2 separate regions of the Homo sapiens genome follow, and region 1 is linked to region 2. A link is a loop called in an ENCODE intact Hi-C map of the cell type or tissue named here. Cell type or tissue: heart left ventricle. All regions are shown on one strand. Links, peaks and the distances in the headings refer to the core of each region. The heading gives the core; the rest is flanking DNA.

Evidence for each region. A loop is a pair of places that touch in the nucleus more often than their neighbours do. Peaks named below come from ENCODE experiments on the same cell type or tissue, not always from the same donor. Only the 100,000 strongest peaks of a DNase experiment are listed, where the experiment ranks them.
Region 1: it touches region 2 in a loop (2.2-fold over the local background); 3 of 110 quality-filtered maps call a loop at or near these places.

The regions. Positions count from the first base shown.
Region 1 is chr16:65,300,546-65,315,973 of GRCh38, forward strand. It overlaps LINC00922 (long intergenic non-protein coding RNA 922), which reads right to left. Exons shown (of 10, transcript NR_174971.1): 9 at 10,869-11,150. The region is part of intron 2 of LOC124903780 (a long non-coding RNA gene); the gene reads left to right. Among named protein-coding and RNA genes, the nearest start is that of LINC02126, 130 kb to the left of the region's middle. RefSeq lists an enhancer at 5,906-6,774. In heart left ventricle, for the core only: no CTCF peak of the experiment used is centred there; no DNase peak of the experiment used is centred there; H3K27ac peaks cover 1,436 bases.
Region 2 is chr16:65,241,770-65,257,197 of GRCh38, forward strand. It overlaps LOC124903780 (a long non-coding RNA gene), which reads left to right. Exons shown (of 4, transcript XR_007065224.1): 2 at 9,955-10,100. Among named protein-coding and RNA genes, the nearest start is that of LINC02126, 73 kb to the left of the region's middle. In heart left ventricle, for the core only: a CTCF peak has its summit at 8,305 (motif pointing right); a DNase peak (open chromatin) is centred at 8,162; H3K27ac peaks cover 1,164 bases.

The DNA.
Region 1 (15,428 bases), core at 3,687-11,686, 59 kb after region 2:
CCATGCTGTTAATAACACTAACCTAAAGAAAATGGAAATAGCTATGCCAATTTCAGACAGAGAAAACTTCAGAGCATGAATAGTTATCAGGGATAAAAATTAATATTACACAATAATAAAGAGGCCAATATTCCAAGAAGATATAATAATCCTTATTATATATGTGCCTAACAACCAATATCAAAATATGTGAGGTAAAAACTGATAGGACTCAAGGAGAAATAGATGAATCCACTATTATAGCAAGAGACTTTAACACTCCTCTATTAGAAATGGACAGATCCAGCTGGTAGAAAATCAGTAAGTATTTTCAACAGCAGTATCAATCAACTGACTATAATTGACATCCATAGACTACTTCATCCAACAATAGCCTGTTACACGTTCTTTTCACGCTTATATAGAGCATTCGCCAACATAGACTGAATTCTGTCCCATAAAACATGTCTTAATAAATGTAAAAGAATAACTACCATGCAATATCTGCTCTCAAGCCACAATGGAATTAAACTAAAAATCAATAATGAAAAGACAGCTGGAAAATACCAAAGTACTTGGAGATTAAACAACACACTTTTAGATAACAAATGGGTCAAAGAAAAAAATCTCAAGAGAAATGTTAGAATATTTTGAATTAAATATAAGTGAAAATACAACTTATCAAAATTTGTAGATTCAGCAAAAATAGTACTTAGAGTGAAATTTATAGTGCTGAATGTATATATTAGAAAATACGGAAGTTTCAAAATCAATAATCTAAGCATCCATCTTAAAAAACTAGAAGAAGAGGAAATTATATCCAAAGTAAACAGAAGAAAAGAAAGAAGTACAAAAAATTAACTTAACTGAAAATGGGAAATTAATAGAGTAAATCAACAAAACTGAAAAAGACCTTTTTAAAAAACATTTAATAAAACTGGGAAGCCTCTAAGCAGGCTATGAAAAAAAGGGACAAGAAACAAATCACTAATATTAGAAAGGAGAGAAGATACATACTATAAAGCCCATGAAATTGAAAAGGATAATAAAAGAATATTATACACAACTTTGTGCCCACAAATTTTATAACCTGGATGAAATGGACCAGTTTCTTAAAACACGCAATCTGCCAAAACTCATGTAAAAGGAATAAATATATAAATAGGCTTATATCTACTAAAGAGATTGAATCAATAATAACTTTCCAAAGCAGAAAGCACCAGCTATAGATGGGTTCACTGGTGAATTCTGCCAAACATGGAAGGAAGAAATTATACAAATTCTCTACAATCTCTTTCAGAAGATTAAAGCAGAGGTAATACTTCTTAACTTATTTAATGGGGTCAGCACCAGACACTACAAGAAAAGAAAACTACAGACCAATGTTTATCATCAACATAGATAAAAAATTCTCATTAAAATAGTAACAAATCAAACCCAACAATGGTTTTTAAAAAGAGAATTTTACATCATAACCAAGAAGGGGATTTATTCCAGATAAGCAAGGGTGGTTTTACATTTGAAAATTAATAAACGTAATCTGTCATATAAACAAGATAAAGAAGAAAAATCACATAATCATATCAATAGATGCAGAAAAAGCATTTGACAGAATTCAACACCCAGTCATGATAATATCTATATATAATATAAAATACATAATAATATATAAAAATATATATTTTATATATATGCTAAATAAGGATAGAAGGGAACTTTTTAAACTTAATAAAGAACATTAGTAAAACATTACACTAACATTACGCTTAACATTAAGAAACTTCCAGCTTTCCTGCTAAAATCAGGAACAAGACAAGGATGTTTCCTCTTACCACTCCTTTTCAACACTGTACCAGAAGTGCTAGCAAATTCGATGAGAAAAGAAAAGGAAATAAAAGGTTATTAATATCAGGAAGGAAGAAATAAAACTGCCTTTGTTCACAGATGACATGATTGTCTAAATAGAAAATCCAAAAGAATCAACAAAAAAACCTCTTGGAACTAATAAACAATTATGGAAAATTTGCAGAATACAAGATTGATAGAGAAATTCAATTGCTTTCCCATACTTCTGCAACAAACAAGTGAAATTTGAAATTAAAAACACATTGCCATTTATATTAGTGCCCCTCAAAATTATATGCTTAGATATCAATCAAACAAAATAGATACACATAAAGGATTAGTTTCAGGGCCATCCACAGATACCAAAATCCAAAGATGCTCATATTCCTTATATAAAATGATGTAGTACAGTTGGCTCTCTGTATCTGCAGGTTTCAATCCAAGGTTGGTTGAATCCCTACCTGTGAAACCTTATGGCATATCGACAACACCCAAAACATGGAAGCAACCAAGATATCCTTCAGTGGATGAATAGATAAATAAACCAAGGTATACACAAACAATTAAATATTTGCACTAAAGAGAAATGAGCTATCAAGTCATAAGAAAACAGGGAGGAAACTTAAATGCATATTACTAAATGAAAGAAGCTAATCTGAAAAGGCTACATACCATATGATTCCAAGTATATGACATTCTATAAAAGGCAAAACTGTGGAGACAGTAAAAAGTTCAGTGGTTGCCAGGGGTTAGCAGGGAAGGAAGGGTGTATTAGTCTATTTTCACACTGCTATGAAGAAATACCTGAGACTGGGTAATTTGTAAAGAAAAAGAGGTTTAATAGACTCACAATTCCACATGGCTGGGGAGGCCTCACAATCGTGTTGGAAGGTGAAGGAGGAGCAAAGGCACATCTTGCATGGTGGCAAGCAAGAGAGCATGTGCAGGGGAACTGTCCTTTATAATACCATCAGATCTAATGCGACATATTCACTACCACAAGAACAGCACAGGAAAAACCTGCCCCTATGGTTCAATTACCTCCCACTGGGTTCCCCCTCATGACAGGTGGGGATTATGGGAGCTACAGTTTGAGGTGAGATTTGGGTGGAATAGAGCACAGAGGATTCGTAGTGCAATGAAACTATTCTGTATGATACTATTATATATAGTACTACATGATAATACATGTCACTGTAGATCTGTTCAAAGCCATAGAATGTACCCCACCAAGAGTGTGCTATGGACTTTGGGTGATAATAATGTGTTAATATAGGTTCATCAATTGTAAAAAAAAAAAAAAAAAAAAAAAATGCCATTGTGGTGCAGGATGTCAATAGTGGGGGAGGTTGTGCATTTGTGGGGGACAAGAGTAGTATAAGAACTCCATATACTTTTCACTCAATTTTGCTGTGAACCTAAAACTGGTCTATAAAAATAACATTTGCTAATTCAAAAAGGAAAATATAGTATTAAAAACTGAGTGCTCTCCAGAAAACGGACATAGCAAATACCAAAAAGTTAAAATAACAGCAATTAAAATAAAAATAACAACTAAGTGGTTAAACATTTACTCTGCACCCTGTCTCATTAACTCTTTATATGCATTATCTCATCTAATTCTTGCATCAGCCTGATGAGGTGTGTACTAGTATTTTCTTAAACTTGCAGATAAAGAAACTGAGTCACCAAGAGGGTAAGTCACTCCTGCCAGATGCACGTTATAGGTAGTAGAGTCAGGGTTGGCATTTAGTTCCTCTACCTTGCGCTTCGTCCCAAGACACATGCTAATGTCACATTTGTTTTCCAGATCTTGGTTAGAATGCTGATACATAAAAGTGGCCAGGACTATAAAATACAGAAGAACACTTGGAGTCTTAGATGGAAGAGGGGGGCTTCCTCCACCTCTGCAATACTGACATTTTAGACCTCATATTTCTTTATTGTGGGAAGCAGTCCTGTACATTCAGAATGTTTTGCAGCAGTTCCACTTCTACCTACTGTACGCCAATAGCACCTCCACCTTTAATGTGACAACCAAAAATGTCTCCAGACATAATGATTTTCCCCTGGGGGGCAAAATCCCCCCAGTGGAGAACCATTGCTTTACTACATGCCATCACTCCAGGTCTTGATATCAATCACAGAACCAGGCTTAATGTTTCTGTAACTACCAAATACCTAGGCCTTGCTTCACTGTGTTTTTGTCAATCTGACCTTTTCTAGCTGCCAACGATCTCTGTCCCAGCTCCATCAACAATAAAATGTAGATAATACTTTGCAGAAGTAATGTGAATTTTAAAGCACGACCTTCCTCATAGATGACAATGTCAAATAATATTTACTAAAAGACCAAGAGTATAATGATACTCAACAAATGCTGTTTATCTTTACTTTGCCCATCTCACCTAAAATGCTACAGTAAACAAAACTGAGCCCCCTCTTCTCCCCTAGTGAAATAACCTAATCACCCACAGACACTCTGAAAGAATGGATGTATTTTTTAAAAATGTCAATTCCTGAATTTGATGATTTTGCCAGTATACATTAAGTAGACATTTGGAAACATCTGAATAAAGAATGACGCTCCTTAGTTTTTAATCCATATGACTGTGCCTCTCAGACACAACCTAAAAATGACTTTCGTTAACTATGAAAGCTTCAATGGGCTATATGTGGACTGAGTCCATCCTTTCTTTTGTTTAAAACAGACCATGGTGTCATAGATTTATGTAACAATGTCTTAGAATCTGATGTGGATTAGAATTTATTTTACATTTCTGCCATAGAATTTCATTTTAATTGAAAAAGGAGATTTCTTTCTCTGTGTGTGTGTGTGTGTCTGTGTCTGTGCATCTGTGTATATACATATATGATGTCGGTATTTACTTTGTGTTTATATGTGTAAGTGTATGTTCATATATACTTTCATGTCTATACATATTTATGTACTTCTATGCATCAAGAGGAAAATTATATTGCTGACATAAAGCTATCTGTATCAGATGAAGATGGAAAAAGAAAGTTTAACATATTGGCCAATCTGCATAGAGAGCGCATACACAATTGCAGCCCATCTTGGGAGGCAAAAGCAGTACTTTCTTGCTTCTAATGGCTTGATAATAGCCATTATCCGCAACAATGTAAATGAAAAGAAAATAAAAAGAGGCATTTTTATGCACTGCCCATTAAGAGCAGCATGCATATAAACTCATGAACTTGGAAAATAAATAAACGGACTGGTTGCTAAGCAAAAGCTTGATTTCATTTCCAGTCCTATCGATGGGCATTTTGTCATTAAAAAGATAAAGCTGTTTAAGCTGTCCCAAGGGAAAGACTTAAAGTGGGATAAAAAAGAATCCAGTGGAGTATGCAGACCTGAGCCAATTTTAAATAATTGCCATTCCACCCTGAAGCCAGAGATTGTGTTAAGACGTGGCCCAGCAGCCACTGGGAGCAGGGCCTTCCTACAGGAGGTGCCACATACCCAATTTGTCACACCATGGAGCCCTATGGGAACAACCCCAAGGCAAAGATAGAGGAGTCCTTGCCTTCACTATGTGATAAAATGATGCTTAAAGACCTGTATATCTTCCTTGCTGGTTTGTCATGTGGCCTCATATATCTTTGGAATAGTGTCTGTGAATCATGGAATGAAACTCAAGAGGTCGTTTGGTCCAGCTGCTTGTCCTAACCTCTCTAAATCAATTTAGCTCCATAAGTCCCATTTGTATCAATCCACTAAAAGGTACTAACTTTATTTCTGGGTGCATTAACTCAGTAAATGACTTAATATATATGGAGTGCATAATAGTGCCTGTGCATAATAGACAGTCAATATATGACCATTTCTGCTGTTCCTTATATTTAACATTTTTTTAAAGTCTGCTGATGTAAGAAACTTGATTGCCTTTGAAATTAGACATAGCTACATTCCAATTATGACTGTGTGTTCTTGAGTGAGGACTTGGCATCTATGAGCCTTAGTTCCTTAATTTATAACACAGGGATGAGAATACTTCATGCATTTCATGATTGTTGTGAGAATTAAATGAGGAAATCCTTGCAAAAGGAGGGCACATAGTAAATTCTTAGTGGATGTCAGCTATTATTGTCATCACTGCTGTTATCATTTGCATCTCAATAGATGACATTCTGTTGCTGAAACTACAGACATCTCTGGGATAAAAAATGAATGGTACTTTTCTATTACTTATGCCTTGGAGTGATGTCATGTATTGAGTAATTTTCCTCTTGAGTGGAGCTGACGGCAGAGTTTTATGAGGAATGAGAGAGGGAGGATGATGAAGAGCAAGAAAGAGGATGAAGATCAAGATTGAGAACTTGGACTTTGTGTGAGAAAGGAGATCTGAGTAGCGACTACTCTCCTGGAGGATGGAAAAGAAGATTCAAGAGTGTTCAAGATCTCACTTTCATAGAATCAGCTGAACTATGTTCAGGGCTGGGGTGAGACCACAGACAAAGCTAGCAAGGTGCCTGGATTAGGGAGCTCAAGGTCTAGTCAGGGATAGAGGAATGTAAATGGGCCATTACAATACAAGTCTCAAGTACTTGGATGGCTTAGAAACTCACAGGCAGTGGCACTTAACTCTGACCCAAGGCAATGAGGAAGACTTCCTGGAGGCATATATATCTTAGAGGCTTCTGAAGAGTTCAGAGGACATAGGAAAAGACAGCAATTGCTCTGCCGCTTATAAAATGTAGAATAGCATGCTTAAACTTTCTGAGCTTCAGTCTTGTTTTTCTATAAAATGTGGATAACAGAATACGGACTATGATGATTATAGACATTATAATACATATTATACTTATATTAAGGTGCTTCATCAAAATTTCTTATTCATTTATTCAATGAATGCCAGTCTTTATTGCCAAGATGAGAAGCCTGGGCCAGTTACTCACCAACTCTGGTCTTCACTTTGCAATTGGCAATCTCTAAAATCCCATTCTTAGGGTGTACAATTTGATGAACAGGGCAAGACTGCTGGCAGATCAAACATCTCCCTCCTCTCTCTCTTGCTCTCTCTCTCTTTCTTTTCCACCCCTCTCTCTCCTGCTATTCAGTCCCTCCTTAAAAAACTTCAAACCCTGCTGAGTACAAGAAGGCATATTTAATGCCGGGCGCACACCCATCGGGGACCACTTCCCAGACCACAGCTTCTCCCTTCCTAATTAAAGTCGAGGCTTTGAAATGTTCAGTGCAGCTTTCTCTGAAGTTGCAGCTGACCAGTTTCTCCTGCTGCCTCTCAAACCTTTAATTTGTCAGTAAAATTGTTCGTTTTTCTTATGACTACTTGGGGTTTTTCATCCTCCTGTGGCTGCAGAAATGGACCCCGGTGAGCAATGCCTATTTTTACGAGAACTCCCTTGCACAACATTCGGGCTATCTCTGAAAACTGTTTCAAAGGGAAATGGATGAATGATTTCCTTCAAGGGCACCTGGGTACCTGGGGAATTTAAGTTTCCATGTTTTTTTATTTCCTTGAGGGCTAAGGATATATGTTGCTTTCTCCTAAACAGCCAGAACTGAAGCTCAATGCCAAAAAGTGCATTTTTCTCTAGGCCGTTGTTAAATCTCAATTTTGCCTTTGACCAGCTGTACAACTTGGGTAAGCTACCTGAAGTATTTGCAAGCCTCAGTTTCCTCATTGATATAACAGAGATTAAAATGTGACCTAATTGGGATGATTTGAGAATGATAATTACCAGCTCACTCTACATAGCTATGGTACAAATGTTGACAGTTTCCTGGCCTTCACAAAAAGCACAATTTAGTGAGCAGCTAGAAATTTGTGTGGGATTTTGGTGCCTAAATCCCCTCCTCCATTGTGGATTTGTGGACTTAAGGGGCTACGGGCACAATGAAGCCATAATTATGGGGAAACATAGTATCAATTATATTCTTAGTTCAGGCATGACTCCATAACTTCCTTTATAGCACTAAAGAGACTGTGGTGGAGCTGTGGCTGTCTTCCTCATCTCTCCTCTTTAAATCTCCAGCAGTTGGGCCTGAATGGTCCTCTTCCCAGATCAGCTGCATGGATGAGGCAGGCTGGTCTGAAGAGTGCACTGATAACTAGAAGCTCATTACTTTTTAGCACAGTGTGTGCCATCCATTAGGGAATCGTGGCCCATTGAATGTTCAGCAGCTCCACTGTTTGCTCCTGAAAAGGAGTTAATCATGTGGTAGGTGGGGAGGGGCAGAAGCACAGAGCACAGAGGGTTAACAGTGTTGGTCTGTTTTTTTTTCCCACTGCCCATATACAAGGCTAACATACAAGGTCAAGGGACTACATGAAACAGCCCCACCCTGACCAAGCAGGGCAGATGTATATAGATCAAAACAGACAAGTATGAGTGCAACTGGCTATATTGTGTAATCAAGGGTTAGAAAAGGGCTGACTCTTTATCAACCCAGTCACAGACACTATGTATATGACAAACAATCAGGAAGAACAAGGGCGAAGTGGTCTCAGGAAGCAACCAGCTCTTAGGGAAATTGCTCTGTGCCCTGTAGGTTCTTACTCCTGCTTCATGTGTAGGAATTTATTTCCAGATAGCAGCTCTGTAGGCCTTTTTCTGGGGTCCACCTTTTAAAAATTGAATTTGGCGAAGCTTATCTTAGTACCTACTGTATACAAGGGTATGGTAGGTACAGTAGGAAAGATAAAAATGCAAAGTCCCAAACCATCTAATGGTCATCTGCTACAGAGGATTAAGAAAGATCTCTAGAGTAAGACTCTGGGAGATGGGTTGCAAGCTGAGTATCGTTAGGCAAGTCACTTCTCTCTAAGCCTCAGCTTCCTCATCTGCAAAATGGGGTTAATAAAACCTATTTCTCAGGGCTGCTAATATGATTTCACATAAGCAACTGACACACAGAAGTCACTCAGTAAATATTAGTTTCCCATTCCTACACTACCCACAGGAGAACTCAGATACTGGGCACCATCCTTAGAGAAATGGGAAATGTGGGGATAATAAATCCCAACATCTGCTTGTTGGACCTTTTATCTGTACTTGGAGACAGGGTGTTTATGGAGACAAGGTAGATTTGCAGTGATGCATTATTAATAGTTTGTGATACGTTCCGGGTGATGGATATCTACCCCCAAGGCATACAGCGACAGCTGCATTCTCTCTCAGGGAAAACAACAGCATCAAGCCCGAGCAGAGAGCTCCAAGGGAAAAAAGAACAAAAAACTTCAGATGCCAATTATAGTCCATGTTGCCTTGCTTGGATTACTAGAAGGATCTCTCCCACCTCCCACTCCATCAACATCATAAATCTTTTGCCTTGAATTCACAGCACTTCTGTTTAGAAGTTCTTGCTGGCATAGACACTACACTGACAAGAGTTGCAAAATATCCCCTTCTTTCTGGTTGCTTTATGATAAAGTTTAGAGACTCACAGTACATCACTACCTACTATCTTTTCTGTGCAATGTGACAAAATATTTGTCCTGAGTAAAGATTGGTTGTCTCTGCAGCAGCTCAGTCGGTGGTGATTTCAGAACACAAAAACATGGAGTTATGCTGTAGAATTAACAACTTTTTAAAGTGACTGGAGGGATTAGAGATTGAAGAGATTGTTGATCCCCACTCTTCCTGTCTTACAGGTGGGAAGTGGTGAAGGGTTGTGCCAAAGGTTGCATTGGAAATTAGAGGCTAGAGAAAGGATAAGAGCTTTGGGTTCAATACCATGTATGCACTCATATTTATTAGAGCTGGTCCAAGATCTGATTTTATGAAGGTGCAAAGTATATCTGATCTTGGGAGTGTAAGCAAGGAGACATTGCTCTCCCATCAGACACTAATTTTTCTTTACTTACTCTCTGATTCTTGCAGCATCAATTGCAGGTGTGACACCTTTCATTCATTTACATTGGGACAGACTAATGCTGTAGACATAACACTGCACTTGGAGACCAGCTAGTTGCATTCTTACTGTAATCATGGAGAATATACCTAAACTCTTTAAACTTTTTTTTCACAAGTAAAACATTTAATAACAATCTAAAAGTTAATTTTTTTTTTTTTTTTTTTTTTTTGAGATGGAGTTTCACTCTTGTCGCCCAGGCTGTAGTGCAATGGTACGTTCTTGGCTCACTGCAACCTCTGCCTCTTGGGTTCAAGCAATTCTCCTGCCTCAGCTATCCAGTAGCTGGGATTACAGGTGCCTGCCACCATGCCCAGCTAATTTTTTTTTTTTTTTTGTATTTTTAGTAGAGACAGGGTTTCACCATGTTGGCCAGGCTGAGTTAATTTTATTTTTGTGACTCACTCATCTACTATTTATAGGGCAACCACCAAATGCCTAGTGATATCTCTGTGCTGGGATATGTATGAAGTGGAATACAACACTGTCCCTCTATTTTAGAACTTTGAATTCTACTGCTGGTTCCGCTCTGACCAGACTCTAGGATTCTGTTTTTTTGGTTTTTGTTTTTAATTTTTCAGTGATCTGAGAATTTGTTATCATGGTAAAGAGTTAATTACTTTTTGAGATGGCCCCAGTAAAGGGTGATTTCTGTTTACCTTGAAGAGTTGAATGTCAGTAGCCAAGACTAGGCTTGGTTTTGTAGCAGGTATTAATAGAAGTGAGTTTATTGGGAAGATGTGCCTGGTTGTACATTTGCAACTATTAGGATCAATGCATTCAGGCTACTACCTCCCCTAATTGTTCTCTCCTTCTTTCATCCTTCTCTCCCTCCTACTTTCAAACATTCACTTTTTGTGGACTTGATCTCAGCATTATAAGAGCTACCAAAATGAATTACTCTTTACTCATGAAGCCCATTACCTATATGGGGGATGTTAGGGTTTATCCTAGGAATAGTCAGGAGGCGAGGGACATGCAAAGTGTGGATATTACTTAAAATGTTGACATCTTCAACAACATGATAGGAGGGATATCGCCCTTTGTGATACATTAATCTAAGGCAGAAGCTTTTAAAGCTTATAATTTGGTTGTAGCTAGGTTATGATGGCTGAGAACATTTCTTATCTATGGAGGTACTCACCTTCGTGAGTGAAGATGACATGCCTGGAAGCCCATGCCTTCACGAATGTATGCCAGCTTTCTTCTAAAAGGTCCAGTCTTAGATGAACACTTCCTGCATGTGCATGGGCATGTGTGTAGATCTGTAGGTGCAGGCTGTGGAAGCACAGATTCACAGGCCATTACTGTTCCGTCTGGGGCATGTTTCTAAGATATGCCTCTACTTAGTCTGTCCATCAGAACACTGTGCTTTCTCAGGAGGCAATACTTCCATCATATGTTTACCCTTAACAGGTGGAACGTCCTGTTAGAAAGATGTGTTGAATATTTAATACAGACAATGAAGTTCATAAGGACTTTGTTTAAAATATCCTTTGGTGTTTGTTTGTTTTGTTTGTTTTTGAGACAGAGTTACACGCTCTTGTCGCCCAGGCTGGAGTGCAATGGCACAATCTCGGCTCACCGCGACCTCCACCTCCCGGGTTCAAGTGATTCTCCTGCCTCAGCCTTCTGAGTAGCTGGCGTGCACCACCACTCCCCACTAATTTTGTATTTTTAGTAGAGATGGGGTTTCTCTGTGTTGGTCAGGCTGGTCTCAAACTCCCGACCTCAGGTGATCTGCCCACCTTATCCTCCCAAAGTGCTAGGATTACAGGCGTGAGATACCGTGCCCAGCCTCCTTTGGTGGTTTTGATGATGGTCATTCTGAGGAGACAGTGACCTAGTGCCTTTATCTGAAGAACTTGTATCACTGTGAGGGGGACATTTAAGGCCTTGTGTTATCTTGCAACAGAGTTGAGGGTCACACTTAAGGATCTCATCTCTGTCTGAAGGAAGCTTTCTCATTCTCCCTGCTTCCTTCTTGCAGATCCAGAGAACCAGCCCTGAGTCATTTCCACTTTGAAACTGCCACCTCCCACATTTCCCAGTTTCTCGTGGCTGAATCTGCTGCCATTTGAAAATTTTTCTGATTCTCCTGGTTAAGCTCATTGAACTCTTCATTTGTTTGTTTTTAAAACTAGAAGTCTGGAGGAAGAAGAAAGTTAACTATTATTTATTGGTCTTAATTTTTTTTCAAATATGACTTTAAAACAGATTCATTGCTAAGTCCTTTTTCTGAATTATTTTATTGAATGTCCCTAACAACACTATATGTAAATATTATTTTATCTCCAAGTTATGGATAAAGAAACTGAGGTATCAGATTAAATGACTTATCTAATATTACACAGCCAGTAAGAAGTTAAGCTTTTTTAGACATGATTACTCACATGCTTGGGGAAATAGAGATGAAGTAGAAAAAAATTATAAAAGCTGAGAATTATGAAATTTACCAAATTCTTAAAAGAATTTGAACTTTAAAAAAATTGAACATTTTTTTGTTTGGTCCCTTTGGTATAAAGCTCTTCTATTCCTCTCTTCTTCATTATCTTTATGTCCTCATCCTTTACCCAAGGAAGGTCAAATTATGTCATTCTTTGGCAAAAGCTATGTTACCATAATTGTTTAAAAAATGCATGATATAGTTAACTTCTCAAAATAGTTCAAAGTTTTGAAAATGAATCATGTTTCAAACAGTCACCAACTGGAGGCCAATTTGCCTGCCATTAAGTGGTTTCCTAGATGCAGAATTTACCAAATGATTTCACTTTATTCTGTCATTTATTCCCAAAAGCACTTAAGAATCACGAAGGAACTGAACACATCTTGAGGAATTCATAATGCTAATAATCATGGCTGTCATTTGCGGAACCCCTTTACGCTCCAGGCACTTTCTTAAGCTCTTTGTACATGTTGCCTTATTTGACTATCATGGCAACTCTTTCAGGGAGGGATTACTCTCTCAAGCTTTATTAGTGAGGATGATAAGGTGCAGAAAGGTTAAGTAATGTTCCTAGGGTTCCTACAAAACAGGAATGAGCAGAGCAGGAATAAGAACAGAAGTGTCCATGCCTATGAAGGTCACACAGATGGAGGAAGCTGAACCGGTCTTCCATTGTGTGGCCAGATCTTTCAGACAATCCCTTTAATGACCTACTAACTATAACCCAGACAATATCTCATCATATATAATGGTCTTAAAGGGAGACTTTTCTTCTAAAACTTGAGTGAGAATAGCACAAGTTTGGCCAATTCGGGCAATTTTCCATCTTCATGCAATAAAATGGTGAGATTTCAATCAACACACAAATGGCTCAGTCAACACTATACTGACTAATTGGACTGTACTTCTGGGACAGTTGCAAAGTGGACTAATGGGAGCACACCCACATTAGACACCAGAGCAATAGTATAATCCTTGTAAAATTGTTTCATTTAGCAAAAAGAGTAATTGAGTATTTCTGGAAATAGTCGCTAGTTTTCTCCTTGACATAGACAGGATACTTTTCTTCTTTTCACCTCCTTTTTTCCTCTGAAAACAATAGGTATGTGATTAAAGGAGGTCTTTGAAACATGCAGATTTCTAGGACATTGTTTTATATCTCTAAAATAAAATCTACTATGCTCACTACCAGGGTGATGGGATCCATACTCCAAACCTCAGCATCAAGCAATATTCCAATGCAACACATCCGCACCTGTACCCCCTATATCTAAAATAAATGTTGACATTTTCATAAAATAATAATAAAAATATTTATTTCCCCAACACAACTTTTAAATATGAAATCAGTTTTAAAATGGTGTGTATGTGCATGTCCATGTGTGGAGTTAAATTGAGTACACGGCAAGGAATGTTGGCGAGTTCTCAAGTTGGAATATTTAACATTGAAATATTTGCAATAGTGGTGTACTGAGGGCTTATTATGTGTGTTAAACATTTTGTGTACATTACTTCTAATAAATATATGTGATAGAATAATATCTCTACTTTACAGATGAGCAAACTGAGGTTTAGTGAGGCTGAATAGCTTGCTCAAGGACAACCTTTTCAAAAGCCCGTATGTATCTGATGCCAAACTATTCCCTTTTTAACTGACCAGACTGCCTCTCCAGCCCACGCTGAAGAACACATATCTATCTAGTGCTAGCCCACATGAAAGGAAGGTCACCATCCTGAGGCAATGTGATCCAATATCAGTCATATGTTCAGTCAGACACAACCTTAGAGTGAAACCAAGTTGCAGCACATACAAAACCAAGAGACTTGGTTGAATGAAGGTGTTTTCTTCAGTGAGTCTCTATAGACAGTGAGGTCCTAGAGAACCTGAAACCATTTTAGAAGATAGGTCAATAAGACAAAGACCAAAGCTCTGATTCTTTGTGTCACCCAAGTGACCCACATGATGATCTTATGATTCTGATTAAATAGTACGATGTCATTTTATCCCCAAGTATGTTCCAGCACCAGGCAGCCTCTAGGTCCCTCTGAGTAGGCAGACTTTGCATTCCAGTGACAGACATCATTAAGAAAATATTTCTACTCTCCAAACCAGAGGGAGGAGAATGCTGGAATTTATTATCTCCTTATGCTTAAACACATCCCAGAACAACTTAATAAGGCAAAAATTCTCCCCATTTTACAGACGAGCAAATTGAGGATTAAAGAAGATTATGCTTTCCCCATGGTTCAAAGCTAAATCTGAAATTATAAACCTGCCTCTCTGGACTCCAAAGCCAGTCTTATTCTAACACTGTTCCTTCCTGACTGGTTCCTTTTAGCATTCAGATCTCCTTGGTGTTAAGCCAGCGAAGAATGGCTCTCCCCCCACAAGTTGAGCATAAACTCTGAAGAGCTTAGTTTAGCCCTCTGGGAGGTATTCTCTCTTGGATCTCTGATGCAGAGTTTGGTTGCAAAGTTGGATCCATGTATGAGGGAATGACGCTGCTGGGGATTGGTGGAGAGTCCACTGGTCTGACGCCAGCTGGCTCAGGGGACCATCTCTCCTCCCTTTCCTGGAGCAAGCAGTGTTATGTCTGGCCATGCTTCTCTGCTTTGATGCCCATTTCCACAGTCATTTCAAGTCTTCCCACTCCTCAAACTGAGCATTTAGACTCTCATGGATCACCCCTTTGATATTTCTAGCCACGTAGCTTCAGCTTCAAAAACAAATCAGGAATGACATTCTGTGACTATATTTTCAGCTATAGCTCATAATTTGGTTTAAAACTTGTCATTGTCTAAGAAACATATCCCTGTGCAGAGAACCCGTTGGACACCCGGATGAAATTGACTAAATAAAAGCAGTTTCACTGAACAATTTGCAAATATCACTGCTTCTTGCCAATCCTTTTTGGCAAAACTGTCTTCAGTGACTCGAGAGTTTTTCCAGCCTGAAAGAAATTTGAGTTACCTTATGCTTTCCTCTCTACATTTTTCTGATATAATACTTCCATTAAAGCCACATGTCTCAGACAATGGAAATATCATTTAGCAAAACACTAACATTAATTTTGCAGGAGATATTATTCAGTATTTTGTTGTTGTTGTTTGTTTTGTTTTGGGACACAGTCTCACTCTGTCGCCCAGGCTAGAGTTCAGTGGCGTGATCTTGGCTCACTGCAACCTCCACCTCCCAGTTCAAGCGATTCTCCTGCCTCAGCCTCCCAAGTAGCTGGGATTACAGGTGACCACAGCCAC
Region 2 (15,428 bases), core at 3,682-11,681:
CCTGGGCTCAAATGATCTGCGCACTTCAGTCTCCCAAAATGCTGGGATTAGAGGTGTGAGCCATTGCACCCAGGATTCTATTTTTTGTTTTGTTTTAAAGAAAACTTTCTGATTATAAAGGGACACTGAAAAAAACCCTCAAATATGGTATTCCCAATTATTTTCTAGATGTGCAGAGTCTTCAGCAGTGCATTGGAGATAACGCAGAAATAACTAGAAAAGACTTGTACAACTATCGATCTTTCTGTGAAATGGAAGGGAAAGTAGGTATTTGATAAGAGCCTTATACTGAAAGGGAGATTTTGCATCTTAGTGCCTTTTCTAAGTTACCTTTGGTTAAGTCAATGTCCCTATCTGGCCTGCAAATCCCAGATGTGAAAAAAAAAAAAATTGAAATTCAATTCAATGTGTCTTTTTTTTTTTTTTTTGACAAAGTCTCACTTCATCACCCAGGCTAGAGTGCAGTGGCACAATCTGGCTCACTGCAATCTCCATCTCCTGGGTTCAAGCGATTCATTTGCCTGCCTCAGCCTCTCAAGTAGCTGGGATTACAGGGGTGCACCACCACGCCCAGCTAAACTTTTTTTTTGTATTTTTAGTAGAGATGGGGTTTCATCATGTTGGCCAGGCTGGTCTCGAACTCTTGACCTCAAGTAATCTGCCTGCTTTGGCCTCCCAAAGTCCTGTGATTACAGGCGTTAGCCACTGCAACCTGCCCAATGTGTCTTAACAACCTTATTTCCTTTATGTATCTTAGATTATTTAGGGCTCTTTTGACGATGAGTGACAGAAATCCCAACCCAAAATGCTTTAAGAGAAACATAAATCATAAACTCTTCAGTGAACTGAGGAGTCCAGGCATAGATCTAGGGAATGTAGATTCAGGCATAGGTGATCCTGGGATCAAAGATGATGTCATCAGAGGCCAGGGACTTACACCCATCTGTTAGTCTTTCCTTGGGGTGTATAGTTTTCTGTTCTAAATCCCATAGGATGGGCAGATAAGCACACAAGGTTCTGAGCTTTCATCTATGAAAAAAAGGTTTCTCACTCTCAACAGTTGGAAACATACTCTGCAGGCATGAATCTCATTGTCCTGAATTGGGTCATGTGGTCAGTCTCATCCAATCACTGGGTATAGATAAATGGAAATCACCTTAGGCCAATCAGTGTCCTCCCCTGGAGGAGTGGTGAACTCCCTTCAAACCAATGGGCTGAGTGTGGGGAATGACTATTTCCCAAAGAAATTTCTGGGCACTTTTTTTTATCAGAAGAAAAGTGAATCGTAGTCAGAAGAAACAACAAAGGTTTAACCACTGAAATTCCTGGGAATCTGAAGAAAGTGTTCATCTTCCCAGGCAATAAACAAATGTACTAACAAAAAAACAAAATCAAAAACAAAGGTTACATAAGTAATCAAAAAATTAAGAGACGCCATAAAACTTGCCCATGGATCCAGGTTACTTTTAGAAGATACTTCCTTTAGGAATTGTTCTCAAATCATGCTTGTCCTGCTGAGAACTCACCTGGCTGGAAAAGGCAAATTCTCATGTTCTGCTTGAGCCAAGGCCAGGAAGGAGCCCCTCACATAAACCCATCTAACTGAGGTGCCCTCCAGTCTAGGTTTTCACATATTCCACAGGCATTTCCGCACTTTCTGGCATGCATAAAAATAGCTACAGCCCTTTTGGAAGACAATTTCACAATATGTATCAATAGCATTAAACTACCAAAGCCCTTTAACTCAGAAATTCCACTTTGGGGAATGTAGCCTAAGAAAAATCACCAAACATACAGAACAGCTTTATGCATAAATATGTTAATTGTCCCGTTGGTATAATGAAAATGTGAATGTTCATCAATAGCCAATGGTTAGGTAAATTGTGGAGCACACATTTGTTGAGCTGTAATACAATCATCAAGCACTCTGTTTTAAATAAAGAATGTGACCCAACACAGGGAATATTAGCATTTTAATGTTGAAAGACAAAATCCAGATATGAGGTTAGATAAACAATTTATGCAATTTTGTATGCATATAGGATTGTGCAATCTAATGATTTATATAGAGGTATTAAAATATTTATTAAAAATTATGGAATTAAGCTGCTCTTGGGCTCCAGTAGTGAGTTCATGTTTCTTTTCCATCTCTATTTTTTGATTCTTTTGTAAGCATAATACACTTCATAATGAAAAAAGCCAACTCTCTTGAAATTAACAAATAAACAATAAATAAATGAGATGGTTATAGTTGGTAAAATGTTCTCTCTCAAATAACATATGGGAAAGGGAACACAAATGGGACGAAATAAGGTAAAGAAAATCTTTCATTGAGTTTTTCTTCATTGAGTAAAGGCAAAGATCTATCATCCTTGACACTTTCCCAACATGTTTCCGTGTTTGCTTGAACAAACGTAACCTAACTCTAACCCTAACCCTAACCCAACCTAACCCTAACTCTAACTATGTGTGAAATTAATGAATTAAGTGCTTGTGATACTAGCAAGTTACTGGGTTGAGGTAGCCATTGGAGAATGAAATGAAATCAGGAGGATTTGAAAATTGTACCTCAATGGAAGAGCTTTGTTCTTCGAAATTCTTGATGTTGGCTTTCTGGAAGATGCTGCCTTTGCACACATTGCTCTGGGTTTAGAGGATTCAGAATATAAGGCTAAAAGGGGACTTGCAGGACATGTTTTCCAGCAAGTTTTATCCATCCACTGTGAGTTCATCACACACACTTTACTATAGACAACACCTAACTTAGCAAATTGAAGAGTATTCAGGGTGACCCTTAGGTACTCAGAAACTTAAATAGTATCACTGGAATTTCTTTTTAGGGTGACCAACCATCCCTATTTGCTGGGACTGAGGGGTTTGCCAGGACATAGGATTTTCAGTGCTGGAACTGGGACTGTTGGTTGGTCTTCCAACCTGTCAAATCCATCATCTGGTGCTTCACACTTTACATATGTAGCATGTTCCTATCCATCCACACCTCCCCATCGGCCCCATCACCATCTTAGTCCTTCGCCACAATGCTAGTTTTGGAAAGCATGTCTGATTATGTCTATTCTCTGATTCAAATCCTTGAAAAACTTACTACTTGTAGAAAAGAGACACATCAATTACATGGCACTGTGTGGCCATTCCCCTGCCTGCCCTAGGTCTCCTCTCTCACCATCCTTCTCTTAGTCATTCCCCACACCCCCTTGGCTTCCTTTTGTCCTTCGTATTTACCCTGTGATCATTCATTTTATGTGTCAACTTGGCTAAGCCATGGTACTTAGATAATTGGTTAAATACCAATCTTGATGTTGCTGCAAAAGTATTTTTAGATGAGATTAACATTTAAATAAATTGACCTTTGAATAAAGCAGATTACCCTAATGTGGTTGGATCTTATCCAAACAGTTGAAGGCTTTTATAAATAAGAGACCTGAGTCCTCTAAAGAAGAGGGAATTCTGCCTCCAGACTGCCTTTGGACTCAAACTACAACATCAACTCTTTCCCGTGTCTCCAGCCTGCCAGGCTACCTTGCAGATTTTTGGACTTGACATCTCATACAATTGTATGAGCCAATTCCTTAAAGTAAAAATCTATCTCACACATCATATTGGTTCTGCTTCTTTGAGGAATTCTAATTAATACTTGCCCATATCCCAGAAAGTGGTTTTCCTATTATGGTAGTTATTCCTGACCTCCCTGACCAACTAAAATCTTCATGCTATACTCTGTCAAAATACCTTTATAACCCAGGCATAGAAATAGTACATACATTTATACAATTGTTGACAGGTGTCTGTTTCTCTGCTAGAAGAAGATGTTTTTGATTTACTATAGTAGGTGCTTATTAAATATTTACCAAATGAATAAATGCACTCTGAATGAGCTACAATGTGTATCTTGGGTCAATAGACACTGAAAAACACTGATTTATTCCACCCCCTTTATTTTATGGATGGGAAACTGAGGCCCATAAACTCAAGCATGTGCTGGGACCACATCAATTGGTTTTGCAATTATATCCAATTATTACTTTTGTGTTTAGAATTATTTTTGAAGAATACACAGTACCTTAAATAATCAGTAGTTGTCAATCTTAACTGCCAAACAATGTGAAAAATATAATTATCCAAACTCATGCAGAACCACTGTCATATCTTCATTCTCTCTGCCAGCGGAAAAATATTAGAGTGTGATCTACAAAGGGAAAGAGAAAAGGAGACTGATTTGTAACTTTTTCCTAACCTAAATCCTTAGAATACATATGAGTTTAAAAATCTGTGCGACTGTCCCTTTGCTTGCGTTTGAGAAATGAGTCCAGAAGTCCATTGACCACTTACCCATGATATATACTATTCATGTAGGCATTAAAACAATAATTACAGGGTATCTACTATATGGCAGGCACTTTACTAGGTACCACGAGGGAAAGGGCAGAAATGAATTAGGTGAGTACCGCCTTCAAATTGCTTATAATCTCTTAAAAATGATAATATGTTCCCAAGGCAACATAGAGTAGCACATTACAATTAAGCTTCCAACTTTTGTATAGAAGAGAAAATTCACTTCCTGCAGGATGTTTTGAAAAGGCATGATGCAGGATGAGGTTTTGGAATGAGGCTTTGAAGGATGAGAGGGATTTTGAAATGTAGACCTACAGAAAAGATCATTTAAGGTTGAAATACCAAGCAAAACAGCAAACACAAAAGCCTGAAGGCTAGAAAAAAACACTAGATCTGATTCGATTTTGTTTTGTCGCCTAGAGTATAGGTGAATTTTTATCTTTACTAATTTGTTCATATTTTCCATTCATCATTTACCTATTCATTCATTCAAAAAAATGTCTATTGAGTGCTCCCTCTGTGACAGTCCCCAATTTAGGTCCTAGTTACAGACAGAGGAAATCACAATTATTTTGGTCCCACTTTTGGGAGGTTTTCAGTCTAGTGCATGAGATGGACTTCAGTCAGAAACTTACTCTCTCGGTTATATGATTGCAGGCTGAGGAAAGGGCTGTGAAGTAAGGAAGCAAGTATCATGAGGACAGATAACAGAGGGTCCTGACTTGGTGGCCTCCATAGGGAAAGAGACCTTGAGATGAGAGCTAGGAGAATGAGAACTTAATTGAATGTGGAAGGGTGGGTTGACGTGGGGACTGAAGATCCAAGCAGAAGGAATGGGCTATGCAAAGGCCCTGTGGAGAGAGGAGCAGATAAACAGCCATTGCCTACCTTATTTATCTTAGGAATTTAATTTTTCTTTAGTCCTGTCTGTAGCTTTAGGGCTGCCAAAACTGGGAGTTTTTCCTCATAGCAGTAGGTTCCAACTGGCTGCAAAATAAAATTACAATAAGGGGTGTGTGTGTCCTCCTTCAAGCTACCAACCTGTGACCCTTCTCTCAAAATTCTGTTTTAAATGTTCTGAAGTGTGGCCTGAGCATTGGTATTTTTTAAAGCTCCCCACGGTTTTCTAATATGTATGTGGATTTGAAATCACTATCAATCACCAAGCTACTAAGTGATCAGTTCACCCAAATCATGAATCAACTGCTAATCGGTTGAAAGTGGTTAACCCAGTTCTTGAATACAGTTTAGCGACTCAGAGGTGGGGAGAGAGAACTTGAAAATGCAGAGGCTGCCAACATCTCAGACTTGTTAAAACTTACCCGTTGCATCCAGTTTCGTACTTCTTGGCTATGTGCTCACCAAATGGACTTGACTATATTCTAAATTAAATCTCTAGAAGCTGGCCATCAATAAATAAGCATGATGCTTGACCTCTCTGGCTTTCCTAGGAAGAGAGAGTTACTTTCTTTTGTTTCCTGCAGGGCTTTGGGGTATCTGTCTTGGCACTTCTGCCTTTTAATTGCTCTGTTTCTTCCCCCATCCCACAAGGGACTCTTGACCCTTTAGTAATTAGAACCCTTCTTGGTCTTCCTTGTATACATTTCTAGAGCCCAGCACTAATGTCTGCATTTAGTAGGTGCTCATAAACTGTTGGAGAGGCATGCATTTCACAGAAGTCTGGTACATGCTATTTCGAACACCTGTACATCAGGGACACAATGCGTATTCCAAGTGAGCCATGGCTCACTGGGAGGTGCAGAGTTAGACAAAGACAGATCTGGGTGTATACTCTGACTCTACCCCTTACAAGCTGGGAGACTTTATGGTTACTTATCTACTTGGAACCTCAGTCTCCTCATCTGTTAAACAGATTTTAGGAGTAACTGGGAGATTTAAAAAGGCAAAGTATGTAAAACACTCTGTACTGGACTGGAAGTTAGTAGGTCTATAGCAAAATGGGTAGGTTGAATAGATAATAAAAAGAGGTGACCATTCCTAAATTCAGGAGGTGTCACATTGGTCTAAGTTGAGAATTTTCCAGATTCTAGCCTTACTCTCCCTCCAAGAAAATTTAGTCTCCAGCTGCATGTTCAGGAACACTCCTCCATACATTCTGTACTTCTGTTTATTCATCTATCTCCCCTCCTACCCAAGTCTTAACACAGGGACAGGCCTATTATAAATACTCAGTAACCATTTGGTGAACTAATATGTTTGCTTCATCTGTAAAGTGGTGGCAATACTACCTGCCTGATTGATGGAAAAGAGCTGTGTCCAGTGCCCACTTGAAAGCCTTCCAGCCCTGGGAGGATAGTGAGTGGGGGGTCACCCAACCTCCCTGAATGACAGTTTCCCATATGTGCAATGTGGACCATCTCTGTGGACTCTCCCTCCAGCTGCTGCACTATAGTTATTCAAGAGCTGTTCTTTCTATACCTGGTACTCTGGATCAGGCCCATGAAAAGGGGATGAAAGATAAATTATTTCTGGCTCCATCTACTGGGCCAGGGCTTCTTTTATGAAATTAATTTGAGCTCATCAGTCTGTTTATTTGTTCATTCATATACTCATTCACCCAGTATTTATTGAGAATCTGCAATGTAATGTTTATTCCACTACATCTTGTAAATACAAAGAGGAATACTGCATTGTCTCAGCTTTCAAAATGACAGAAATATATTGAGGAAGACAAAAACATGAACCCACAATTTTAATGAAAGAGCAGCTCCTGCTCTTGTTACAGCTGCACTGTGAATGTCTCCAGTGGGGCGGGCCATGTCCGTGGACTGGTTTTATCTGCTCCATTTCTGTGTTGTTTCAGTTGGTCAGAGGGTGCTGTCATCACAGGTAGAAAAGGGTAGAAATGCTACCAATCATCAGCAAACCTCCTCCTTCTAGTAAGGCTCCATCAACAGACATTAGCCTGCTTTAAGCTGAGCTCTACTATAGTACTGGGAGTGTCCCATCAGAGATTCTCCCAAGGTATAGTGACTGCCCTTGAGGGAGGAACCAAAGCCACTCTCATCTGAACAAGTGGAGTGTTATGGATTATAGACTAATGAGACCTTTCCAGGTAAAGTGCCACATTGAATAAATCTCGAAGAACTTTTTTTTTTTTTTTTGAGACGGCGTCTCACTCTGTTTCCCAGGCTGGAATGCGGTGGCGTGATCTCAGCTCACTGTAACCTTTGTCTCCCGGGTTCAAGTGATCCTCCTGCCTCAGCCTCCTGTGTAGCTGGGATTACAGGCATGTGCTACCATGTCTGGCTAATTTTTATACTTTTAGTAGACATGGAATTTCACCATGTTGGCCAGGCTGGTCTTGAATTCCTGGCCTCAAGTGATCTGCCCACCTCGGCCTACCAAAGTGCTGGGATAACAGGTGTGAGCCCCCACACCCAGCCAAATCTTGGAGAATGAAAAGATATTCTCAAGTTAAAAAAAAAAAAAAAGAATGGGAAGGAAAGTGGCATAAGGAAGTATCTTCAGTAGCACAGAGCATTCTGGGACAGATTAATACAGTTCTGTGTGCTAGCACATAGGATGAAGGTGTTGGAGGAACAGGAGTTAAAGTAAGAGAGTTAAGCAGGCACCAAATCCAAAAGGGATCCTGGCTCCTCCTGACCCTGAGTAGCTGGCTTGACAAAGACCAAGCCTCAGTCAGGAATCAGCAGCACTTTGGAAAGGAAGGAAAACAAAATTTGCATCCTGGGATCCATGCCCTCTCTCCCACGCTGGGCGAGTCCCAGGGCTGACTCTGGTCTATCTCCACAGCCTGATGTGGGCGTCGCCTTCACTGTTACAGATTTTCCCAGCTCCTTATCACAGATCCTGTTCTTGTTATAGCAACGCTGTGAATGTCTCCATTGGGGCAGGCCAGGCCCTTGGACTGGTTTTCTCTGCTCCACTTCTCAGTGTTGTTTCAGTTGGCCGGAGGGTGCTCTCATGACAGGCAGAAGAGGGCGGAAATGCTACTGATCGTCAGCAAACCACCTCCTCCCCCAGTAAGGCTTCATGAACAGACATTAGCCTGCTTTCAGCTGAGCTCTAAGAGTGGTGTTTTATTTTTCATGATCCTAGATGTGGAGAATGAATTGACAGGTAGCCAACCAGAGCAAACTACAAAGCCTTGAGATATAATGCCTCGTTACGGGCTTGTAGAGTCCCACAGACCTGGGTTCATATCCTGCCTCTGCTATTTCTTAGCTCTGTGTCTTTACAAATTAATGACATTCTTTGGTCCATAATTTCCTTATGTGTAAAATGAGGACTATTAACACCTGCCTTCTCAGCTTAGTTTGGAGATTCAAAGAGGCAAGCACTTAAAGCACCCTGGGAGCTGTCTGGCACATGGCAAGCACATAATACATGTTAATAATAATGATAATGATAATAGTAATCCAAAATAAAATGTAATCAATTTGACATACCACAAGTTCAATAGAAGCAAATACCTGATTTTTGTTTTGGCTGCCAAAAAATTACAGTGGGAGTTTGGACAAGGTATTAGACTTCCTCTTGCCTCTGTTTCCCTTCATAATACATGACAGGAGTAGATTTGATGAATTATCTATGAGCATTTTTAGTTCTGATAACCTGTGGTCCCTGGAACACAACTGAAGGCTGCATATACACCACTCTTCATCTAGATGACTGTCCTGTGAGGTTCCACATAAAAATACAGTTTCATTGTCTCTTATTAAGTATCCAGAGGGTTTGGATTAAATAAAAAATGACCCTTCTAAATTTTTTTTGAAAGCTTTCACACTAACAACTCTTCCCTCAGTTCGGCAGCATGCATATATGTGGGCGACCCCATCAGAGAATCCATTACATAGCACCATCAAGGATCTGAATAACCCCCTTAAAAGAAGGGGAGTTCTTGTTTCCTGTTTTCTCAGCCCCTGTCACATAGCATAACCCATGCTGAGTTATGTGCACATATTTACTATGCACATATTTATTAGCCAAATCAATAAAATAATGACTGAATGAGTCAATGGATGAATGAACACACCCATCTAATTGCTCCTAAGGTTTGCAATAGGCTCAGAGAGGATGTAAGTAAAAAATTTCCAGACACCTTAACACCTCAGAGGCAAGAGGAATTTCACGTTCATTCTCTTACGGTGCTGGGAAGCTCTCCACAATATACTAACAATACATGTCCATGTCAAGGGAAAGAGAACCCAGGGCCTCCCCAGACAATGTGTTTCATGTTTGGGCAATTGTAACTGTGTTAGAGTCTTTCCTTCTATTATTAAGCCTGAGTCTGTCTCATGCTACAATTAGAAGAAGTGCCAGGCACAGATATGTTTCATCTAGGGAGGTTAATTGGCCATACAGACAAAACCAGTGTGTGTGTGTGTGTGTGTGTGTGTGTGTGTGTGTGTGTAAGCGGCAATGTCATCTGATGGAGTCAGCAAAGTCCAAGGGATTGTCTTGTCTTTGGCCTTGTGATGACATCCACAGCTGGCCATACCTAGGAAATTAATTTATATCAACCAAGTTTACAGGATACCAATGTATAAACTTGATCATAATTTAGTCATTTGAACTGTAGAAACTTCTTTCTCCATGACCAATATGTACCTATTCTAGGCATGTGGAAAATCAACCGGAACTTCAGCTGGTGGCTTAATGAGATAATTTTGAGACCTGTTTCTCCTAGACTGTAAGAGGTAGATGAAATCCTCCACCACATCAGAGGACACCTCTCAGAGTATGGAATATAGTACATCCTCCAGGTCAGTGGCACTTCCACAGAAGAGACCCATTACATAAACTGCCATTAGTTTCCTTTTTCTGCTCGGGACCACGTTCTGTCTGTTGCAGGATATGGGAACTTTGTATATTCAGTGCAATATGGAATAAACAAGGTCCATGTTTCCCACCTTTTCTCACTGTATGACTGAGTTAAGTATCTGTTTCCAGTGATGGATCACCCTGTGGCTTGTGTTTAGATTTTAGATAGGTAAACACAGTTAGGTCATTCTCAGATACCCTGTTCATCCTGATAAACTCATACCTTCCCACATTCCTGCAGGCTCTCATTTTCTGACTTTCTCTTGGGTTGGGCATGTTTACATGTCACATGGATGACATCGCTCATTATTTGAGGATTTTATCGAGGTTTCTGTCAAAAAGAGGAGCAGAACCCATACAAGGGTTGATAATACTACTGGTCCCCTTCTCCACATTGACTTCATCTGCCATATAGATATTTCTTGGGCTCCACTGGAAGTAGGGATGTCCACATAACACAGTTCTGGATGATGAGTTGTGGGAAATGCTTCGCCCTTCCTCTCCCACAGTTTCATCTTCCGCTCAGTTCTAGAACTCTCAGCTGTGTCCATTTGGCTGAAGAGAAGGCATAGAACTTGAGTAAAGGAGGAGGGGGAATGCTCCAGAAATGCAGTAGCCAGGCCCTTCATTCCTGGAGCTGCCCAGGGTGCACAGCCACCTGGGTTCCTGGCTCAGCTGCCCCACTAAACTCTGTAGATTGTGCAGTATTATAGCCAAAAATAATTTAAGTCTACAGGATTTTGATGCAAGATGTCACCTGGAGCTTTCCAGGATTGTTCCTCCTGCCTTTGGGATTCTCCTTGCCTCTCCAAGGGAACTCAGCCTCAGTATCTTGAACATCTGAGCTTCTGTCTCTCCAGCTGCTGGAGTTGCAGGCTGGTGTGATCTGACCCCATCCTTTAAGAGAATAACTCGTCAGGTGCTTCTGTTGCTTGATTACTGGTAGAAGAGATGGATGCGCAAAATCACAGATCAGGAAATGTGTGTTGATCTGTGAACTTGACCAAAGCAAGTGGAAAGACGCAGTAGATAATTTCATTCTAACAAGCATAGGCACAACAAACAGAAAAATGCCTTTGAATTCTGAAGGCATACAACTTTAGCTTACAAGTCAGTGCAGTTTAGACAGTAGTCTTCGAAGACAGGTCAATTTGAGTTTGAATCTTGATTCTAACACTTCTTAGTTGTGAGACTGTGGGCTGTTTACTTAACTTCTCTAAGTCTCAGTTTCCCCATATGTTAAATGGAAATCATAGAATAATCTAATTCCTAATATTAAAATGAATTAAATAAAGCAATACGTGTAAAAGCACTTGGCAATGTGTCTGGAATCTAGAAACTGCATTATAAATGACAGCTATTGTTATGATCATTGAGCTATTAATGATTGTGAAGTTGTGTTGTTTATTAAGATATTAACAGTTATTAAGCCTAATTTTTTATATAGTACAGAAAGTTGAAATTTTATAACTCATATTTGATAATTAATGGTGGCAAGGCCCACAAGATTAGATGGGGAAAGTGGGTTGGTTCATCAATAGGTTATTAATACCAAGCGACAATGAGAAACTTTTTCACCATTGTTTGCTTGTTGGGCAAGATGTCAGGAGCTGATTTTTTTTGCAGCTCAGTTCCAGAACTCTCAGCTGTGTTTGTTTGGCTAGAGAGAAGGCACAGGGCTTGGAAAATGAGGAGAGGGGTATGCTCCAGAAATGCAGTAGCCAGGCCCCTCATTCCTGGAGCTGCCCAGGGTCCACAGCCACCTGGGTTCCTGGCTGGGCTGCTTCCCTGACTGCCATGAGGGATCTTGCTTTCCTGTTCTCTGTCTTAGACAGATAGAGCTGGAATGATTCTTAGAGATTATTTAATCACATTTCCCCAGAAGTGACACCCAGAGAAAAGATAGGATAAGCAGAAGTTATGCACACAATTACTCAAATTATTATTTTCTATGTTTTATTCCCTGGTTATTTTTTCTGCTGTCCACTAAATGCCTGACTACTGATGTGACCAATGCCTGCTATAAAATATGAAAATAGCTATTCAAAAGTAGGAGATGATTAATCCTGAGCCCCAATTTCCCGATGGAAGAACCAGAACAGTGTATGAGACTGGGTGTCTACCCTAACAATAACTCATACATACACTGGGACAAGAGATCCTGGTATTCTCCATGTGTCATCCAACTTTCCTGTGCCCTCATTTTCTCACTGGAGAAATGGGTGTATGCTTCCAGCTGCTTTCCAAGATAACTTGTTGCTTACAGAATCTGATTCTAGTTTTTTAGGGAGTTCTTTAAAAAGAAAAAAAAAACAAAAACAGCTGTGCCTAGTGCCTAGTGTGATTTCAAAGGGCATCCATGCTGATGGAAAGGGTGGACATCTGGCTTTAACTGCCTAGTCCTCATGACCACACCCACTTGGGTGGATCTGGGCTCAGTCCGGATGGGAAGAGGTGTGTCTGAGGCCTGGTTCTATCCCTTTTTTTTCTGGGAAAAAAATTAGCTCTTATTTTTGGCCTTCCTTGGGCAAGTGTAGAAAAAACTCAGAGGGTGGTGAAAAGCCCAAGTGTGTTTTGTCCCTGGTTTCTGAGGCAGTGCATGCACACATTCTTTTTTCAGTACTCGTGTTTCTCTCAAATTGTTCACTGCCTGACTCTGTTTCCTTCGTTCTCTAGCTCATCCTGAGATCTTCTTGTTTCCTTTCAACAACGTGGCAAGTGATGTTGTAATTTCTTTATGGAGCATGGAAGACTCACAGAGATCAGTACCCCAAACACTACATTTTACAGAGGAAACAACCAAGTTATGGAGACCTGGCTTGTCTTCAAACTCATAGTAGAAGAGGCAAAATCTGGTCTCTGGGAGTCCTACCTAAAATGATTTCTTCCATGCCCCAGTGAAAATAAGTAAATTCTGGATATCACTGTCATATTAAACCAGGCTTCCTGGAAATTGACTTAGTGTAACAGAAAAAGAGCAACCTGTGGATTTGCAACTGTGCCATGATTGGAGTTGAAGCCTTCATCAAATTAATCAAGTTCTTTGCCCAGTGTCTCTGTCTGGACATTATTTAAAGCTTGAGTGAGAAGTCAATATGATTATGTGGGCCATATATCTGACTTTTATCCAGTGGGGAGAGTCCATGAAGGACTTGAAAGGGAATTGGTAGCTGATTATTCTGGCTAGAGTGGAGAGTGCATTAGAGAAGGTGAGGAGAGGCCAGAGAGACATCGTGCTAACCCATATGAGACGTGATGGTCCAAACCAGGGCCGTTTTCTTGGACATGGAGATCTCAGCCTCTGGGTGGGAACAGAGGAAGAAGCATTTTGTGGGTTGATGAGTTCCTTTAGGGCTGATCTCAGTGAACTTCTCCAAAATTCTATTTGACCCTTGAATTAAAATCTTGGTATAATCTTTGATCCTCCCTGTAATGTATCCCCAATGCCCATTAATTTCATTGCTAAGCATATCAGTTCTGCCTCTACAAAGTTAGTAATATCTTATTATCTATTGTGTTAGCCACTGTTTGAGAAGATAAAGTCGAATAAACAAGATATCACGATGGATTCGAGTTGAAGGATGTCAGGTTTCAGCAATAAAATAATTCTGCCTTATAAATCTGGTGCTTTGGTGGAGAGAACACTGGAGGAAAATACTGAGTTTGGTGAATGGACTTTGATCTTGGTTTTAGCCATGTTCAGATGTTCAAGGGAAGATTCCAAGGAGAGAGTTAGATAATCTGGTTAGAACCACGTACTTTTAGCATGACCTTGAGTAAATTGCTTATTCTTTCACAAACTCAGTTTCTTCATCTAGAAAATATGTAAACCTATAATACCTCTCAAGACTACTGTTGGATTTAAATGATATCTCTATAAAAGCATTTAGTATCATAACTAGAATCCTGTAAGTGCTCAATCATTGGTAGCTACCGTATTAGTTTTCTAGACCTGTCATAAAAAACAATTATCCCAGGCTGAGTGGTTTAATTTATAGAAATGTATTTTCTCACAGGTCTGGAGGCTAAAAGTCCAAGATCAAGATGTTGGAAGATTTGGTCTCTTCTGAGGCCTCTCTGTTGGCTTGCAAATGGCCACTTTCTTGCTGTGCTTCACATGGTCTTCCCTCTGCATGCACATCCTCAGTGAACCTTTCTGTGTCCAAAATTTCTCATCTTATAAGAACACCAGTCAGATTGGAGTAGAACACACCCAAATAAATGGCTTCATTCTAACTTACGTACTCCTTTAAAGGCCCTGTCTTTAAGTACAATCACATTCCAAGGTACTGGAGTTTAGGACTTCAACATATAAATTTTTGGTGGGGAGGGGGCAGATATAATTCAGCTCATAGCAGCTACTGTTTCATTATTTTACATTTTACTAAGTCACGGTGATAGGAATTTGGGGCTCATTTTTGTCTATAATCATTTTACAATATTTGTGCTTCTCTAACTGGAGAAGCTTGTGAAACATTACCATGTGGTCAGAATGATATGGCATTGAAATCAGACACTAAAGGAGACATCAGCAAGAGCATCGTCCATATGCCCTCAGCCTCATGTGCTCCTCTATTTTACCCTTCTTTGCATTAAGCACTAAGGCTAAATGATTTTGTCATCGTGGCACTTGCTGTGCCAGAGTGAAATTAATCTATGACCAGTACAAGATAGAAAATGCATTCTGCAAACCACAAATCATGCCTTCCCTTCTTGTTGGCTGTAGGTGATTGTTTGAGTTCTCTGAGACAAGTACGCTTACTTCATGTAATGAAAATAAAATGCCTAACTAATGTATCTTATTTTTAAAGGAAGCATCAAAACCTTCCTCTGTCTTTCTTCTGTCCAGGGGACAACTGAATCCCAGGTACTAATGCTGAGTGAATGGGGATGGAGGTTGGGGTGGGCAATGATGCCTTGAATCACTGCTGATACGCCAAGCCTCTGTGCATTGTACTCAGGGTCTCTCGCTCCAGCATTTCCTGTATCCAGCATCTTAAAGGATATTTTCCTTTATAGGAAACTAATCCAAAAAAGAAGATTCTGTAACATGGGCTCAGAACTACTTTCCTGTGCAGAGTATACCCTGAAATAGAGCCTCAAATTGGAGACAACCACAGGAAAGGTGACTTTTCTAAGATGAGGTATAGTCTATGTGAAAAATAACCCCTGAGCAATGAGATTTGAGGTGTATGAAAGTCACCCTGCATTTTGGGATTATATGCATTAATTTATTCATGTGTTCATTTATTCATAATTCATTTAACAAA